Linked DNA regions of Homo sapiens: all the other regions are linked to region 1. A link is a loop called in an ENCODE intact Hi-C map of the cell type or tissue named here. Cell type or tissue: heart left ventricle. All regions are shown on one strand.

Region 1 (5,000 bases):
CAGTATATATAGGGTTGGGTACTGCCTGCAGTTTCTGGCATTCACTGGGGGTCTTGGAACTATTCCCTGCAGATAAGGGCATACTACTATGTACAGTTTCAAAAGACACATTTTCTTCCATAAATTCACAGAAAATCAAGATGTTCATTGTTGAAATGCCTTAAGGGCTCGCAGGACAGCAGTAAAGAACAGACAGCTGCACATTTTGGTGAGCCTTTGGAGGGGCTCTTCTCTCCCTCTAAGCTGTCTGGCCCTTTGTGGGAGTTGGGGGCGAGGGGAAGATTTCCAAGTGCAGCAAGGACTTCCTGGAGTTTCTAAACACAAAGCTCTGATGTAGGGCTGTCAGGACACCTGCTGCTCCTGTGGCTCCAGCTGCTCCCACTCCTTCCTGAGGAGAGCCCCCAGTAGCCCAACTCTCTGCGGCTCAGTGTCCAGCCCGGGGGCGCTCATCTGGGAGCAGAGTCTTAGGCTGTCTGTGAGGGATCCTCACTTGGGGCAAGATGTGCTGATTCTTTCCAAGCAGGACACACTTTGGTTTTAATCCTTAGTCTCAGTGGACACTTTTAAAAAACATGTATTCATTTTCCTATTTTGGCAAATAGATTATATGTAGAATATAATGAATGAATTTTAATCCCTTAAAAATTCTCTTTGGGTTATCTTATGATTCAATAAGTTTCCTGAAATTAAAATCCTACATAAATATGTATTAACTTAATACATATTAAGGTATAATATAGTAAAGCACGTTTAATTTTATTAAGGCGTAACACAGTAAATCTAATTATTATAAATTTAATCAAGACATAACATAGTAAAAGTATGTCAGTTGTGCCAGTCTTAAGTACTGGATTGTAAACTAAGTCATCACTTGTGCAACCACCACTCAGATTGAGCTATGGGACAGCTGAGCATTCCAGAAGTTTTCCTCATGCCCCTTTCCAATCTATCACCCCAGCTCCAAGGTAACCACTCTTCTGACTTCCATTTATGAATGGTAAAAGATATTTAGACTTGAACGTTTTTCTCCAGAAAGTGTCTTGTCGTCTGTAATTGTCTTGTTTTAGAGCCAAAGTCATCTTGTGAGTTTTATGGCTTTTGACACTAAGAGCCATGTTGCTTTTCCACAACTACAGGAATAAGTGGTGCTTTGAGGTTTTGGGATTTGAATGTTCTTTCCAGCTTTTATTTGGCTGTATCTGTGTTACCGTTGATCTGGCTACATAAGAATGCTGGAATTCAAGGTTTTTCTGTAGATTCTTCAGCTAGATGATCCAAGATAATACAAGTAAGCCCCTCTTCTGACAATAGGTTTTAATATTAAAACATATATTTTATTTATTTATTCTATAAAGGATTTAAGATAACTTATACAGAAAAATAAAATATGTCATAGTGGGAACACAAAATAGATGTAAAAGAAGAAAGAAAACAAAACAAGGCATAGAATGGGTTAAGAGCCCTCCAAATGATAAGTACCATTTTGAGATTCTTCATATTTGGATTTCCAGATAATACTGTAACCTTTATTAACTTATTTAATTATAAACTATCAATCATCAAGATAATTGAAGTTTGTCTTAAATGCACAAATGGCTTAGAGAAAATGTTCTTATAGAAATAGACTAAATTTCTCTACAAATATTCTCAGATGGGAAGTGTTCAGAAGGCACTGATCCCACCTTCTGCTGAGTTGTTGGAAAAGACAAATGATAACTACTTTGGGTACAACTATCCCTCATAACAGAAGGCAACAGGCCCCTTTGCTTCTTGTTGGAAAATTCAACTTTAAATCTGGAAAGACCTCTGTTACGAATGGAATGTTTCTCCCTTCCAAAACTCATGTTGAAACTCAGTCCCCAGTGGGGCAGTATTGAGAGGTGGGACATTTAAGAGGCAATTGGGTCATGAGTGAATTAATCCATTCATGGGTTAATGAATTAATGGGTTAATGGATTAATGGGTTATCGTGGGAGGAGAACTAGTGGCTTTATAATGAGAGGAAGAGAGACCTGAGTTAGCACATCAGCATGCTCAGCCCCCCAGCATGTAACAGCTGGCACCATCCGGGGATTCTTCAGAGAGTCCCCATCAGCAAGAATACTCGCCAGATGAGGCCCCTCAGTCTGAGAATCCTCAGCTTCCATAACTGTAAGAAATACATTTCTTTTCCTTATAAGTTCCCCAGTTTCAGGCACTGAGTTATAAGCAACAGAAAATGGACTAAGACAACCTCTTAATCAGAATTCCTCATAAGATGATCTTTGAGATTTTTCATACTTGGAAATGCTGCTCCCACTCTTGTGGGTTGCTGGGAACAGGGGACGGTCTGTCATCCTCATCATGCTATACCTGGCATGTATCATAGTGTCTGGTATGTACCAGGCCTCTGGTGAATAGTGTTGGATGTTGGGTGAAGGCAGGCTCCTCATTCCTTGCAACAAGAGGAGCCGGGAGGGATCTGCCCCAGCACATTGCTCTTCACCCTCACCCCTGAGAGCTCTGTGAGAGACTTCTCATCAACATGAACACATTTGTGCACATCTGTTACTAAGCACATTAACGTGCTTCTCATTTTGTTTTTTATCACAAAATGTGGTCCAACAGACAGAGTTCTTATGACATAAATGCTATTGCCCTAACTTTTTTTGGAGAAATACCTGTTGTTCCAAATACTACACAAAATACATATCTGGGAAATCATTGTGAAGTTTCAGTTGCTCTAATAAAGAGCTTCCAAACTTTTGGTGTAGAATGTCCTGTAATCATCTTTCAGTTCCTTTGCTCACCCGCTCCTCGCAGCTCTTGTTGTGCAGTACCAAACATCTCCTGTAGATGGCTCTACCTCCCTATTATCGCCTTGTCTCCGGAAGCGGCTGCCAAGTCTTTCGGCTCCCGTGGTAGTTCTACTGGAGTTTGAGCCAGGGGCTGTGAAATGTAGCTCCAAACCTCACTGGCCTAAGTGTTAGTGGATGCTATTCATGCAGAAGGGTAAGCCATGGACATTTAAATAAGGGGAGGCCGGAAAAGGTCCACTTGGTGGGATGTCCTGATGGGTGGCATGGTCTAACCTCAACAGAGATGCACCGAGGTGAAGTAACTCTGGGTAAAGCTGTAGACTCTGTGCTCTCTTTGGAGCATCACAAAACGTTTAAAAGCTCTGAGAAGTTCTGTAGGAAGAAATCTGGTTAACTTTGCTTAACTCGGAATTTTATGAACTCAGGACCTGCTCATACCAAATCAAACGGTATTCTGTGGAATAAAACTCCTGGAGGTGATGTCTACAAGATTTCTGAGGTTTGGGACAAGAAGCTGGGGCTTCTTTCCTTTTCTGGGGTGAAAGAAGGGTGTGGCAGAGGCTGCCCACCTTTGGCAACTCTGCCGAGTGGCCAGGGATCATAAGGGGTGTGTGTGTGTGTGTGTGTGTGTGTGTGGCTTGCCCAACACAATTTTGTGGAAATTGCCCAATCCACCTAAAGTTTGGAAAAAAGAAAATCCCATTTATTGGGTGCCTTATCTGTGCCAGGCACAGGGCTAGATTCTTTTATATGTTACTAATATATTCTTTATGTCATCTTCTGCATAGATACAATCTCCACTTCACAAATGAGAAGACTGAGGAACAAAGTGATAGGGTAACTTGCTTCAGTTTGCAAGATTTAAACTTGTCAGCCCATAAGCCCCTTACTTTGTATCTTGCTGTGTTTTCAATACATCCTACTAGAGAATTATTGAGAGCGTTTTAGTAGGGAGGTAATTCAGATTTATTTCACTGCAACAGCCTGTAGAGATGTACGAAAGAAATGCAGGAGACCCAGGGAAAAATCCCAGCAGTGCCACTTCCTGGCGGTTTAGCCTTGGCCAAGTTGTTGAACATTTTTGAGTTCTGATCACCTCTTCCATAAAATAAGAATTTCTTATGGAGGATTAATTAGAACTAACAGTATGGACTAAATACACCATCAGTGCTCCAAACCATCTGTGTAGTTGGATAAGCCAGTTCTTGGCATCTCCACTAGCCACAGGCAAGTGTGGCCACTCACATTCTCTGTGGGGCTCTGAAGCATTAGGCGTGGAAGCCAGTCCTGGGGTGACAGAACTCAGGTGGTCTCTTTTCACAACCCCTGAGGGTGTCGGAGCCTTGGATGCTCGCCAGAAGCAGCTCAGAAAATAAACCCAAAGTAGTGTCTCAGTTATCAGAAGTCAGAGCTAAATTTAGGATACAGCTGTGAAAGTGAATGCTTAACAGGCTCTGTGGAGTAGGGCTAGCAATTATCTGGCAAATTTGATTAATGTGGACAGGCTATGCAGATAATTTTTTCAGTTCTCAGCCAAATAGCCCCTCTTTCTCCTGAATATTTTTCTTCCCCAAACCATCATGAACCTCACCTCTGGGATCCTTCTCATATTCATTGTCTTCATTTGCATGGGTTTTCTTTTGTGGGAATTATTAAATATGTGCTTTGACTGTGCCTTTCGCTGAGAATGAAGCTTATAAATTGGTGACCTTGGGGTGCTGTTCAGCCCCTTGAATATTCCATTTGGCCTGCAGAGGTTAAAAAAATTGAGCTTTCAGTAGGAAATTTGGAGATTTCACACAAAAATTTAGATTCCTGCTTTCTCTTGAAGAAATAGGAGGATGGAACCAGGCAGGGCCACACACAGGTAGCTGCTGCCTCTTCTCAGTGTCCCCTGGTTCTTTCTGTCTCAGCATGCCTGCCCCCACATTCCTGCACTCACACTTCCTGGCTTCTCTCATCTGTGTTCTCCTGTGCAGATTGCCACCCCTGACTCCAAATGCATCCACATGAATGAGCCCAGATATGTCCTTCTCCATGATCCTGAAATGAAAACCTACATTGAAATAGATCCTTGGCATTTATCCCTTATTTTCACATGTCAGTGGTTAGTGATTCCCCAGTGAATGGAATCTATAATTTCTGAGTGACTATCACACTGCTGCTGAGATTTTAGCCTTTGGACTCCAGCTTGTACTGACC
Region 2 (5,000 bases), 96 kb after region 1:
GACAAGACAAAATGCTACAAAGCTTGCTGTTCTTACCAAGATTCAGATATTTTGTTCTTGAATATATACCCCACTGCTTGTTGTAAACCTTTATTTAATTTTTAGAGCTCTGAAAAAGTTGATTCTGATCATTTTTGTCAGATTCCTTTGACGGAGGAAAGAATTTTCAGAGGTCCTAACTTCACCATTTTTTTCAGACATCACCCAAGGTTGACATTTTATGCAGATAATCACAAATTATACTTTTCCAACAGACAAAACAAGACCAAGATAGAAAAGAAAATCACTCAATCATCCAACCTAAGTACTCCAGCCTTAGTCCATAGTAAAATAAGAAATACTACATGGATACTACCTGAACATGGAGGAAGGCTAACTACATGTTTTCTTAATTATTTGCATTTCATGAAGGCTACTTGCCTAGGATCAATGTGGATGGCTATTGAGAAAATATTAAAGACACTGAGATGAGCAAAGAGGGTGAGTCCTCTCTTTGGAAAGAGATGGGAGCCTCACATAATTTGTCACGCCCTCTGCAGTGTTCACTCTTCCTATCAGGTGCATACTTCCCTGGAATCAGTCAAAGCCTCAGGGGGTAGGGGGAGGTAGCGGAATACTGTTCTTTCCTCCTCCAGTCTCTCCCCTGCTCTGTGTCATCTCCTCCTCACTCTGTCACCCAAGGACCTAATGCCCCACTTCACCCTTCAACTGAACAAACCTAATCTCTAGAAAGGTACTTCTTCTGTATCCCACATTTTAGCCTTAGAAAACCAGCCCCACCTTGTCCTATTGGAATGAAGTTAGCTTTTACAAACCTCAGCAGTTCCTGAGTAATCTACTGCATGTCCCTTGTCCTGACAAAGGATTTCTCAGACATAGCTGAGAGGTGTGTTTTCTTTTATCGGCAAGAAAACTTACTTATTTTTTCTCTGATGCCCTTTGATTTATTTCCATTGAACACCTATAAACAATTCACCACCTCAATGCTAAGCACATTTATAGACTAATTCAGTATTTCTGAGGCCTTTTGTAGGCATCTCATATCTGCTCCTTGAGTAACAGAGGCAGCTGGGGCAGATTAAATGCAGTAATTCCTGTGAAATAAATTAGAATTTCTTGGATTCCCTATGAGTACAAATTATTTTGCTCTATCTTGTTATTTTAAAGGAAATAGTAAATGTCCTATTTGTGTGGCACCTGTGGATTTTTTTCTCAAAGGAGAAGGTGCAGATACACCTGAGTGCTGCCTTCTCTGTTTTACTACTCAAAGCATAAACATTGAAGACTTTTTAAAGACAGTCAATAAAGAACAATAGTTTAGTGTGCTGACATATGCTTTTTGCTTGTTTGTTTTGAGACAGGATCTTGCTCTGTCATTCAGACTGGAGTGCAGTGGTGAGATCTCAGCTCACTGCAACTTCCATCTCCCAGACTCAGTTGATTCTTGTGCCTCCACCACCTAAGTAACTGAGACTACAGGTGTGCACCACCATGCCTGGCTAATTTTTTTGATGTTTTTTGTTGAGACAGGGTCTTACTATGTGTCCCAGACTGGTCTTGGCTTCCCGGGCTCAAGTGATCCATCTGCCTTGGCCTCCCAAAGGCTGAAATTACAGCTATGAGCGTGCCCAACTGTAAACTGATATATGTTATTAGAATCTGCACCATATCCAAATGAACTTTAATTTTCTTCCACTCTTCAAGTTTGGAGGAAGAAACACATCATTTTTATTGCTGGTGTCAATTTTTAAGAAAAAAATTTCACTTTAACAAAACCAGGATTTTAAGATGAAAACAAAGTAGAATCAAACAAAAAGAAACAACAATTGCCACCCAGCTCCCCCGCTCAAGGAAAAACACCTGTGCCGTTGCTCAGCCACAGGATCAGTCCAGGCCTCCTGTGGCCACTAGCTGCAGTGGTTGGTTGTGTGCACTGCACTGCCCTCTGCTGGGTGGGCCAGCTCACATCTTACTTTTTTTTTTTTTTTTTTTTAATTGTGGTAAGAGTGCTAAACAAGAGATCTACCCTCTTGACAGATTTTTAAGTGCACAATACAGTATTGTTAACTATGGGCACAAAATTGTTCAGCAGATCTCTAGAACAAATTCATCTCATATAACTGAAATTTTATACCAGTTGAACAGCAACTCCCTGTTTCCCCCTTCTCCCACCCCCTGACAACCACCATTCTACTTACTGTCTGTTTCTATTAATCTGACTACTTTAGACACCTAATATGAATGAAGTCATGCAGTTTTTTCCCTTCCGCGGCAGGCTTATTTCACTTGGCATAACGTCCTACTGGTTCATCCATGTTGTTGCATATAGCAGAGTTTCCTTCTTTTTTAAAGCTGAATAATATTTCGTTGTATGGATATACCACATTGTCTTTGTCCATTTATCTGTCAGTGAACATTTAGGTTGTTTCCACATCTTGGCTATTGTGAACAGTACTGCAATGAACACAAAGGCTCACATCTTAATTCCATCTCCTCTGAGGCTTTTATCTGGAGTGGCCCATTTGATCTCTGCATTTGCCACTGTAGAGCCTGGGGCTTTGTAGTGGGACTAGGAGCTCCCATATACCCTATATCCATAAAAGTATGCTGCATTGCTTGTCAGGGCAAGGACCCTCCCTCTACCCTCCACCCAAGGATGAGACAGAAAGGGAGAGGACTTCAGCAATATTCATTATTGCTGATGAAGGTCACTGGGGTTGTAAAAGAAGGAGAAAGACTAAGACCGAGAAAGTCTGATGAGGGTTATGCTGGAGGTATTTGGGAGTGACAAGAAGGGAAGTATAATTTCAGAGGCCTGGCAATAAAGCACTGGAGAAAGGATATTTGGAAAATAACATTGGAAAGGGGCCCTTCATATCAAGCCACGAGAACAGGGCAGTAGATATACCCTGCTACCTCCTTGCTGGACAAGTATGTACCACAAATGAATCAGGCAAGTCCTTAAGGAATATCTAATCTACAGGGAAAACGAAACATGTGGACAGAAAACTCTATTCCAAGGTAGAAGTTTGTGTTGCCAGGGAGCCATGATTAATGTGTTCTCAGAGTTTAGAAGAGGAGAAAGCCCATGTGGCTGGGGGAGGATAGGAGAGGCCTCGTGGTGAAAGTAGGATTTTAGTGCAGACTTGATGAGCAAGGAAGACTGGATATGGAGAAGACCAGTCTTTAAAAGCTGTTTAGTTCTCATTTTAGTTCCTTAAAAAGCAAACTTTCAAGGGTAGATAGAGGGTGTGGGGAGGGAGAGGTCTAACCTCACTTTCTGAAATGGAATTTTCATGTAATAACCAATAGATCCTTTCACTGTAAAGATTTATGTCAAAATAAACATATGTAGTGGTAACTTTTGAAATTAGCTTCTCCAAATCAGTCTTAGATTTAAATAATTTAGAGGAACACGGATGTTATGGGCTGATGTGTGTCACTTGCCCCAAATTCCTGTGTTGAAGTCCTAACCCCCAGTACCTCAGAATATGGCTGTATTTGGAGATAGGGTCTTTAAAGAGGTGATTAAGGTAGAATGAGGTTTTATGGGTGGGCTCTAATCCAATATGACAAGTGTCCTCATAAGAACAGGAGATCAGGACACAGACTGAGGGGCAACGATGTTAGGACCGCAAACTGGGGAGAGAAGCCGCAGAAGCTATCAACCCTGCCAGCACCTCAGTTTTGGACTTCCAGCCTCCAGAACTGTGAGAAAATATATTTCTGTTATTGAAGCCACCCAGTCAGTGGTACTTTGTTATGGCGGCCCTGGCAAACCAATACAATAGGCATTACGGATTCATAAAACACAAAAACTTACTCCTGCGTTAAAGCTGGGAAACAATAGGCTCAGCCCTAGGAACAATCACTTGGATATTCCAAATGAGTATTTTCTTAAATAACAGGGCAGTCTGGATTGTCTTCCAAGTTGTTTGATTAAACATAGTAATATGTCCAACCAGAAAACCCCTAGCCATATTACAACAAACTAGTTGCTAGGATTTCTGTGTGATTGAAACTCTTTGACTTTTCAACCCATTGTTACTGCACGCGGAGACATACTCACTGTTCACCCTGGACTGCCAGATGATGTACTCTGTGTGAGTGTCAAGACTATTTTTACTATTGAATGTCACCTTTTGTGGCAGTCCATGTTTCTAGTTGCAAAGCAACCAAAATCCACTCTGACTAGTTTAAGCAGGAAAAGAATTTATTAATGAATATGAAGGAACTCACAGAATTGGGGGAAGGGCTAGAGAGAGGGACCTGAAGCTCAGCTCCTAGGAGCAACACCCAAACTCTGAACAGAAAATGGCCTGGCAAGAAAATCATTGTCTCTGACACTGCTGAATACCTAGTGCCAGAGATTCAGCTTTACTGCACCAGTTTTTCCATCCCTTTTGAGGACATTTCTGCAATAGGATCTTCCATGTGGAAGTCTTTCCCAGGTACAACTGACTGATGAACCCACAGGACAAATGTTGTGTCCTGGGTATGAAGGAGGCAAGTAACTTCATTTCCAACTTCTATATTGGGAGACATGGATATTTCAGCTAATAAAGGGAGGTTATTTTAAAGATGATGGGAACTAAAACTACCATTTGATCCCGCAATCCAACTACTGGGTATCTACCAAAAGTAAAAAATTATTACTAAAAGATACCTGCACTTCATTGCAGCACTTCTCACGATAGCAAAGATACAGAGTCAACCTAAGTGTCCCTCGACAGATGAATGGAAAAAGAAAATGTGGTATATATACACAATGGAGTACTATTAAGCCACTAAAAAGAATGAAATCATGTATTTTGCAGCAACATGGATGGGACTGGAAGCCATTATCCTAGGTAAAATAACTGAGACACAGAAAACCAAATACTGCATGCTCTCACTTATAAGTGGGATCTAACTAATGTTTACACATGGACATAGAGTATGGAATGATAGACAATGGAGACTGGAAAGGGTAGGTACTTGGGGGGTGGGGGGTTATGATA
Region 3 (5,000 bases), 330 kb after region 1:
TATGAAAGCTGCAAAACTCGATGGTTTTTCTACTAATGGATTATAAATTCTCACTAATAAGTATCTCAAAAAGGGTTTCAACGGATGGTACCAAAGATGAGAGCATTTTAAAGTTTCATATTTATCTTTAGGGGATGGGTCCATACTTATGCGAAAGCAGAGCTCTGCTGCCCCCAACAAGTCTGGTGGTCTTGATGTAAACACTTATTATTTATTTAGGGCTGTCTCACTCTCCTCCTTATTCTCTAGTTGCCATTTAGGCTACTAGTAGATAGAAGTAATTAGAAAATAGGAACAAGGAGGCCCACCCTACTTAGAGACTGGGCAGTGCAGGTGAGAAGGAATCAGAGGAATAAAGTTCAGGGATAAGGGGGAGGCCAGGTTGGGGCTGGGCCGAAGAGATGAGAGAGAGATGAGCTCAGCCCTCTGGGTGGGCAATGACAAGTGTAGGTACTAGAGGACAAACTGTGGGATAGATTGCAGAGTAAGACCCTCAGGGTGGAGTCTGAACACATAGCTGGAGGCAGAGGAGGAGGGAAGGAAAAAAGTGGTAAAAAGAGATCTTAGTACAGGCCACTGTATGACTTAGCAGGTGCATCTACCTAAATATTTGTACAAATACCAACTAGAATCAAGTAAGTTTAAAAGACCTTATTTAGGCCATGTCATCCAAAGTATTTTATAGTTGAGGAAATCAGAACTAGAGAAACAAAGTAAATTGGCCAAAGCATACTGGGCCTAGTCTAGTGATATATCTTCAACTCTATATTATAATCAAAGTTCAATCTTAAATCAACCTAAAATATTATATTATGTAAAATACAGCACACAGATTCATTATGTATCATTGGCACTTTTACTATGTTTTGCATTTAATCTGCCCATAAATATTCTGAAACTCATTCTTTAAATCATTTCCTGTTTGCCCCAAAAATACTCATCTCTAATCCTACTGTAACATCATCATCTACATTTCTGTTACATTAGGATTAGAGACAAATTCTGTTTATAAATAACTCTAAGAACAGTTTTTATATTTTATTTTCATGTTGAAAATCAGTCAGATTTGCTTCAGCCTCAAAGTGTTTATGTAAAATTAAATGAGCACTGGCAGCAAGCTGCACTTTTTTTTTTTACTAAATGGGGAAAATGGACTAACATAGTAGAGGCTTTTGCTTATTAATATTGAATGTAGTAATTCTTACATTAGTTACTTTGGTGGTAAATAAAAATAATCTCAATATGATGGAGTTTGTACATGGTATATTACCATCAAATCCAGGGAAAAATGGATTTTGTAGATTTGGGGATGTGGTACATGTATATAAGTATTGTTGTGTATATGTTGGTTAAGTCATTTAACAGTGATAACTGAGTACCAATCTGGTTCAAATGAATGTGCATATACTATTGAATTGTGCAGTCTCTCTACTTGGAGCTGAAAGAATCTCCCAGTTAATTTATGGATCACCTCCCTCCCTTTGAATAAGACACGCCTTTATAGGCATGTCTTATCTGATAAAGGCCTGGAGTTGTTTATAAGGTATGTCGTATCTGACATAGGCCTGGAGCACTACACGACCGGGGCATGGGTGGCTTACAGAGCTCTAGTTTTTTGGTTTTGGGGTTTTTTTTGGGGGGTTAGGAGTGGGGAGTGGATAGCCCCCTCATGGACACAGAAAATAGATTGGAACTCTTGGAAATTCCAACTTGTTATTACAGATGCCTTTCTTCCATAGTCCAAAAGACAGCATTATGCAAAGTATCACTTACAGATGCATTTACATCTAAGCTTGCTGTATGCTTCACGGCAAGTTGGTGTCTTTCCACTTTCTCCTTGATGAAGACCTGCATCCAATATGAATTTAAAGAGGCTCTGTAAAGTAATTCGACAGCAGCAAATATGCTATTTAAAAATGAGTCAATCCAAGATATGTAAATCCAAGAAAGGTTTTAGACTGAAGCAGTTGTTTTATAAAATACACACGTCCAAAGACACTTTTTTTAGTGGAGGCAACTTGCTGAAGAAGAATTTGAAAGGATCTTTTAACATTTATAAGCAGACCAATTTGAAATTACCTAGAGAATAAGTAAGCTCCAAGAAGAACATACCTATGGCTATCCTATTTTTGAAGGCAAAAATGGAGCTACAAAATTAAACAAAGGATGTATTTCATGTTTGAATTTGTAGAAAAAGTCTTAGAAAGGTATAATGAAAATAAATAAAATTACTAAATAAAATAACTATGAGATCCTAAGAATTTTGCCACCATCTTTGGGAATAACTAATGCTGATAAAGTACAAACTAATACTTTGGTGCCAATTCCAACTCCTTGCACGGTACAAAGGGGGAAAAGTATCTTAATGCATAAGAAATTATGAGACAGCACAAATAAAAACCAATCTTTTATGCAGAAAGTTTCAATTAAAGTGAAATTCATATTTTAAATTACGAAATTATAACCGGAAAAGTTTGTAATGTTTTCAAAATGGTCTTCGCTAAACCACCTCTATCTAGCCTGGAGGCTAGAGATGGAACTTAACTATCCACTTAAATTATATCTATGTATTTGTGCAAAGTTAAAACTTTAAATCTAATAAATTATTCGAATCAATTAAAACAAAGTCATTATTATTTGGAAAACTAAATCTTGGCCATGATGAATATGTTAATTATTTTGACATATGAAATATGCAATGTAATTTTTATGTGGGGTTACATTTGGAATTTTCCTACATTTCATATTTAGTAAATGGATTTATTATAAGAACAGTGATTTTTTTTAAAGAATGAATTTAATAAGTAACTAAGTTTTGAAATTTTGATTTACAGATCATTATTGCCATCTGCTGGTTACATAGTTTAATTGCATTTTTTAAAATTCCCAATTGTTTTACTAAAAGACAAAGGAAAAACTGAGGCAAGTTTTAGATATCCATAACCGGATTAGAGATTTCTATGTAAGACAGATAATTTGCAGCCAGGTGCAGTGGCTCATACCTGTAATCTCAATACTTTGGGAGGCAGAGGCGGCAGGAGTGTTTGAGGCTAGGAGTTTTAGACCAGCCTGGGCAACATAGTGATACCCCATCTCTACAAAAATAAACAAATTAGCTGTGTGTGGTGGCCTGCACCTGTAGTCCTTGCTACTCAGGAGACTGAGGCAGGAGGATCCCTTGAGCCCAGGAGTTCAAGGTTTCAGTGAGCACCATCACACTTTAGCCTGTGTGACAGTGAGACCCTATCTTGAGAAAAAAAAAAAAAAAGCTAAATCATTTGCAGCCAACAGACACATGAAAAAATGCTCATCATCCCTGGCCATTAGAGAAATGCAAATCAAAACCACAATGAGATACCATCTCACACCAGTTAGAATGGCGATCATTAAAAAGTCAGGAAGCAACAGGTGCTGGAGAGGATGTGGAGAAATAGGAACACTTTTACACTGTTGGTGGGACTGTAAACTAGTTCAACCATTGTGGAAGACAGTGTGGCGATTCCTCAGGGATCTAGAAGTAGAAATACCATTTGACCCAGCCATCCCATTACTAGGTATATACCCAGAGGATTATAAATCATGCTGCTATAAAGACACATACACACATATGTTTATTGCGGCACTATTCACAATAGCAAAGACTTGGAACCAACCCAAATGTCCAACAATGATAGACTGGATTAAGAAAATGTGGCACATATACACCATGGAATACTCTGCAGCCATAAAAAATGATGAGTTCATGTCCTTTGTAGGGACATGGATGAAGCTGGAAACCAGCATTCTCAGCAAACTATCACAAGGACAAAAAATCAAACACCGCATGTTCTCACTCACAGGTGGGAATTGAACAATGAGAACACCTGGACACAGGAAGGGGAACATCACACACTGGGGCCTGTCGTGGGGTGGGGGGAGGGGGAGGGATAGCATTAGGAGACATACCTAATGTAAATGATGAGTTAATGGGTGCAGCACACCAACATGGCACATGTATACATATGTAACAAACCTGCATGTTGTGCACGTGTACCCTAGAACTTAAAGTATAATAAAAACATATATAAAAAAACATATATATATATAAATCATGAGGCATCTCTGTTTCAAAGATGATAAGATAATGCAAGAATATATTGCATCTTATCTAATTATAATGTGCTATTTTAATTGTCAATTAATCATAGATTAAATTATCAACCTAACTGCTTTAAGTTATTGTCATTGGTTAGTATACAGCTAAAATGTGACTCAAATAACCATTCAAAATAATGAGGTCAAAATAAGTGACCACTGTTACAGAAGCTGTAAAAACATGAAAACATCCATGATTCTATTCAACTGCACATAAAACTAAGTGTCATGATTTCCCTCTTATATACAAATCTACTCCTCTCCTTAGTAGGAGTAGATACATAATGATTTAGGCAACTATCTCTCAGTTAACTAATGAACCTAAAACATGTATTACTGTTTAATAATTACTAACATATCACTTGATGACAAAGAAACCAAGTGAGCAAAATATTAATTGGAAGTATTGGCAAAAATAGCAATTACTTTTGCACCAACCTAAAAATACTCACGAGTGCACTATAGGATGGCCGGTCTAGAACATAATAAAGGAACATTTGTTTAAGCATGTGGTGTGTTTTTGATGCTTTACAAGCATTAATTCATTCAATCATACCATCAGTAAGACAAATATAACTGTCTTCATTTTTCAGATGAGGAAATTAATCCTAGAGTGGCTAAATTACCAGCTCAAGGTCATACATTGGTAATCTTCCTATATGAGTCCCCTGTGTAAAAGATTTAGAGCAGCACATGGCACACAGTTAATTTTGTGTGTTTACTAAACATATGAATCATAAAATATATCCTGCTTCTTTTTTCCTTTAACATTATATCATGACTATTTTCCTATATCATTAAATATCCATGCAAAATGACTTTGGTGGCTGTAATGCTTCACTATATGAATGTTTCATAACTTAGTG
Region 4 (5,000 bases), 55 kb after region 1:
GCCGGACTGTGAGAACATGGCTCTGTGGGACCCCTGGAGGCTTGTGTCTGTGCAAGACTCAAAAACATACAAGGTCCTGGATGGGAGCTGGGAAGAGGGTCGTCTCAAACATAGCTGTGAACAAATTTCCTGCCAACCCAGGAGAATAGGGCCTTACTATCAGAAGGCAGATGATTACAAAAATTGCACACTTTATTGTGCCAGCGTTTCTCCCTAAAACGCTCAGAATGAAGAATTCTTGCTACTTCTTTTTTGCTTCCTGAATCAAAGCCAAATTTCTCAGAGTGCTTTTCGGGTCCTTTCCCTCTCGCAAACTGATCTTTACTTCTAGTGGAATCCCTGCTGCCATCAGTACTTTGGACTCCATATTCCAGCCACTGGGACTTGTTGGCAGATTTCTCTGTGTTCTCTCCTGCCTCCGTGCCTTTGCACGTCCGGTTCCCTCTGCCCACTGAGCTCTTCTGTTTTCAGAAGTCTCATCTTTCAAGGCCTTGGAGGAGCCTTCCCAGACCTCCCTTCCCAGCACACCCACATGCACACACGTATGCCAATAGCAGAATTAATCATTCCCACCTTTATGCCTGGTGGCATTTTATTGTTTGATCAAAGCTAGGAATTTAGGGCTCATTTCCCCAAGTGGCTGTGAGCACCTTGAAGTCTGGTGCTGTGTCTGAGTGATCCATGGTTCCCCAGGACCTAGCACAGGGCAAGGCACACAGAAGGTGATTCAGCAAATATTTACAGGATGACTATGTTGGAGCATGAGCGAAAGGACTGGGGGCTGTGGAGTGGGTGCTCCACACTCAATGCTTGCCATGGATAGTCAGTTCTGAGCAGGGCTCTCCTCTGACCAGGACAGAGGGATGCTGTATCAAATAGCACTACTTGGCTGCGGTCCCACTGGCAGGAAAGTATTTTAATGTCTTGGTTTGATGATGATTCTGGTGTTCATTGCATTCTTTTGTTTTATACCTTTTACTGATCTTTTTTTTTTGTTTCCCCTAAACTTGAGACTTTCATAAACAAAGAAATGGGTATTAATTAGGTGCCTGGTTCGGGTTATATCACAATGCTATGATTCAGTATCATCCATCCCCATCTTAGGGATGAGTCAAGCCATGCTCAGAGAGGTTAAGTAACTTTCTCACATCCTTACTGTGAATAGGGGCCAGGTGCAAACTCAGACTTGCCTTATCCATCAGGTACCAGTGTTGATGTCTCAGTGGAAAGAAGTACCCTCAATCAGGATAATTTGAGAGGTGTTTATGCACAAAGGCACTAAATACATGCCATGGGTGGGTAGGGGGAAGCAGAGGGGGTACTGCAAGGACCTGGGGCTAGCAGCAGCAAAGGACCTAAAAAGAGAGACTTCGGGGAAGCGCACGAGCGTCCCTGCCCCAGTTCCAGCCAGCCTCCAGCAGCCTCTTGCTGTTTCTCCCTCCTATCTACTGGGATCCCCACCAGCCGGACTTGGAGGGCAGGAGCCCATGGATGAGGCCCTCAGAGGTCTGCCTCTATGGCAGAAAAAAGGTGGAGCAGGAGGAAAAATGAATCTAGAAGGACCAGCAGAAGACAGCTGCACACCAGCCCCATCTCACACAGCTAGGCAGAGCAACGTGACATGTTGGGGTCCGGACACCAAACCAGGCCCTCTGGCTACCAGGGTATGTTCTTACAGAATTCTAATGACTGTGGGCCTTTAACAGCAGGTCACGTTCCCACCCAGCATAGTTGCCACTCTGCTTGGGAGGCCTCAGTGGCTCCTGATGGTCCAAGACTGAGTGATGGAGACCAGGAGAGGGGCTGCTGCCTCCTGTTTAAAAGAGACAGGCACCATAGGAGAAGATCCAGTGGCCCTTTTGGGTCCCATGTCTTCCGAGCATGATTTTCCTTTGAGCGAGAAGAGTGGCAGGCAGCAGTCCTCAATTTTTTTTTCTCTCTCCCCACCCCCAGCTCCTCACATCCATCCCATTTGAGAAGAGAAGGGCAGCAGCGTTGTCTTTCCATCAATTTCTCTGGTACTTGATTCCCTCACCTTTTCTCCTTCTTAATCTTCCTGTGGCTCCTAAAAGGATTAATTAGAAAGATGTGAGCAGGGGTTGGAACGTCAGAAAACAATCGTCACTTTCCTATCTGACCTCTCTCACCAGCTGCAGAATTAACAAATTGAATGTTCTCAGCAGACAGGGGTGGCACATGATGCCGAGTTCATGGCGGGCCTGGCCGGGGCCTGTGCGGAGCCCCATTTAAACAACTCTTGCTGATTAAATTCCTCCCGGGCACTCCCGCCAGATGCTGTTAGAAAATACTCACATCCAAGAGGTTTTTAATTTTTTTTAAGCATGTGCCAATTATTTGCCTGCTATCTGCAGGTGCTGGCAAGCGTCACAGGCCGGCCTCGCTGTCTACACTCTTATCCACTCGGCGCCTGCCTGGGGGGCTCACGTCGTCGGGAATGGGATGCTGGGCTCTGCTAGGGGCTGTCAAAAGCTCTCCAGCCACCCTGCGTGGCTGCCTTCCCTGCCCCCAGCCCAGCCCCCAGAGCCTCACCTTCTGAAGCTCACAGCTCTCTAGAATGTTTCAAGGTGACAACACAGACCGGGTGACCTGCTGGAAGTGGGGCCCACAGGGGCAGGCATGCAATCGTGCCTGGGCCCGTGCCAGCTGCCTCTCAGCCAGGCTGTGCTTCAGACCTGAGCCAAACAGGGACATAAAATCGCCACCTCCATGAGCAGGGGGAGGGTGCTTGGCCCTTGCTCACAGGCCCCTTTAAAATATGTCCCAAAAAGCAGCCCCACTCCTGCTCCCACTTCAGCCATCTTGATTACTTTGTTTATGTCTTGCTTGATGCTTAATGAAAACCAAAGTGTTCTTAGCAGTTTTAACAAATGCCAATTAATGTCTAAAAGCAAGGGTGCAAAATATAAGCTACAGAATTTTTATCCATGCTCATATATTTTAATGAGGGTAATAGAAACATTTGACCAACAATAAACTTTGTACTGTGTTCTACGGTAACCACTGCCTCCCTTGCCCCTTCAGACCTAGGGGTGGTATCCTATTAGTACCAGCCCCCAGGACAGCACCTTCCCTTGGGGTTTCCTTTGACCCTGGCCACACCTTTGGAATTGGCTTTTTATTGGACTCTCCTTTCCTTACCTAATGTGAGTGGCCATCTCATCTCATTGAGGACAGCAGCGCTACTCAGGAATGCTTCCTGTCCATCTCATTTAGGAAGTCCTGTCTTGCCCTTTGATGACACCCAGAGCAAGTTGATGGGCATCTTTTTGGGTGCTTCCACCTTTTGGTGCTTAGGATAACTTCTTCTTGCTTCCCATTAAATGAACAAAGAACTCCCATGAGTCTCATGACACAACTAAGTCATTACAGAGATTTGCAGGAGTAATTGAAGGACCTGAACTTGTTTGTCCCAGAGAAGGGAGAACTTGGGGCAGGGGAGGAGCATAAAACCTCCCCGTGTCTGGCAGGTGCTCACATGGAAGAGGTAACACACTGAGTCCATATGTGGAGGAACCAGGAGCAATAAGAGGATAACAAAGGAAAGACACATTTCAGCTCAATATAGGGAAGGACTTTGTAACAATCGGAGCCCCACAGAGATGGAATTGATGGCCCCAGGAGGTAGAGAATTCCCCACGCTGGAGGTGTTGCAGCAGAGGACAACTGACCACTGGGTGAGAAAGGATAATGCTGGTGCCTGTATTAGACCTTTTCCAAAAATTTCTTCCCACATGAGATTTTATGATCCCTCTTTCAGAAATAGCAAGAGTCCTGTAGGGTCTTCACATTAAGAGGGCCATAGTGGTTCTAGAGGAAACCCATAAGACACGATAGGCCCACACACATGTTAGGGAGGAGAGAGAAAAAATAAACAGTTTTGTAAAGAGCAATAGGTTGGGAGAATTTAGTGTAGGGACATTGTCTTTTGTACTTTAATGGCCTAAAAACAATCACTTTGTTAGAGCCCTGTACAATTTTGTATATTTACAATGGCCATTGAGCCAGAAAAGTTAAAATTAAAATTCAATGGAATTTAAAATTTAGAGGAAGGACTTCTGCTTTAAATTGGTGTTATGATGCCTGATATGTCCCTCTTTTCCCCAGAAATGCTGGTGTAAAACTCATGTAAATACAAATAAACTGACAAACAAAAAGCAAGTACTGATATTTTTAAAAATATAAGCAAAGACCACATGTTAAATTCTAGGGAGAACTGCTATTAATTACCATACCAATAGGAAAGGATTGAGAAATAATTTTGGAGCATGCTTTCTTTAGTTAAAACTGCCAAATCCAAAAAGAGAAGATATGAAATAACCTAAATACCTTCCTGCTGATGCCCCTGTCTTCGAGACACAGGGACAAGTACTAGAAAAACAGGCTGTCTCTCTTCCAATATCTTCCAAGTTAGGTAGAGGTGCCAGAGTCCTGTCTTTCCGCAGATGTCCCCTGCCATCCCCTCCCCCTCACACCACGCCTTCAGCCCAGCTTTATCTTCATCCATCCAGAAGCCATAGTTCCCACACAGCAGAGGGGAATGGAGGAAGCACATTGCATCTTGGTTCACTTAGATACCTAAAGAGAAGCATCAGAAGCAGGGTGGAGTCAGGAAGAGCCCTGGGAACAGTTCTGGATAAGCGGTGTAATCTTTTATGTTCTAAACTGTACACAAGAGGAATAAAACCTGTATCTTATCCAAAGAACCTGATAGTTGGACCAAGGAAAATCTAACTTCAACCTAGCAGCATTACTCACAACAAAGGCCTGCATGTGTTGTACATTGAGTTAGTGGCTGATTTTTAACTGTGTACCTTCGAAGGGAAGTTCCAGGAGCTAAATACGCAATGATGGGGGCTCCTGGAAATTCCAGGCTTAAATAACAATCTTTTCTTTCAAGGATGAAGAAATAGAAAGAATCAATAAAGAGCCTACAGAAAGGTACCACAAATTATGGGAAAGTGAGACTTTACCTGATGATT

The links. Peaks named below come from ENCODE experiments on the same cell type or tissue, not always from the same donor. Only the 100,000 strongest peaks of a DNase experiment are listed, where the experiment ranks them.
Region 2: a loop joins it to region 1, with 5 times the contacts of the local background. A loop is called at or near these places in 54 of 110 quality-filtered maps.
Region 3: it touches region 1 in a loop (16-fold over the local background); 54 of 110 quality-filtered maps call a loop at or near these places.
Region 4: it touches region 1 in a loop (5-fold over the local background); 5 of 110 quality-filtered maps call a loop at or near these places.

The regions. Positions count from the first base shown.
Region 1 is chr7:35,518,251-35,523,250 of GRCh38, reverse strand. No RefSeq gene overlaps it. Among named protein-coding and RNA genes, the nearest start is that of HERPUD2, 170 kb to the left of the region's middle. In heart left ventricle, a CTCF peak has its summit at 2,826 (motif pointing right); a DNase peak (open chromatin) is centred at 2,880; H3K27ac peaks cover 301 bases.
Region 2 is chr7:35,422,006-35,427,005 of GRCh38, reverse strand. No RefSeq gene overlaps it. Among named protein-coding and RNA genes, the nearest start is that of TBX20, 170 kb to the right of the region's middle. In heart left ventricle, a CTCF peak has its summit at 1,938 (motif pointing left); a DNase peak (open chromatin) is centred at 1,915.
Region 3 is chr7:35,188,272-35,193,271 of GRCh38, reverse strand. No RefSeq gene overlaps it. Among named protein-coding and RNA genes, the nearest start is that of TBX20, 63 kb to the left of the region's middle. In heart left ventricle, a CTCF peak has its summit at 2,762; no DNase peak of the experiment used is centred here.
Region 4 is chr7:35,463,495-35,468,494 of GRCh38, reverse strand. No RefSeq gene overlaps it. Among named protein-coding and RNA genes, the nearest start is that of TBX20, 210 kb to the right of the region's middle. RefSeq lists an enhancer at 1,763-2,921. In heart left ventricle, no CTCF peak of the experiment used is centred here; a DNase peak (open chromatin) is centred at 2,544; H3K27ac peaks cover 1,904 bases.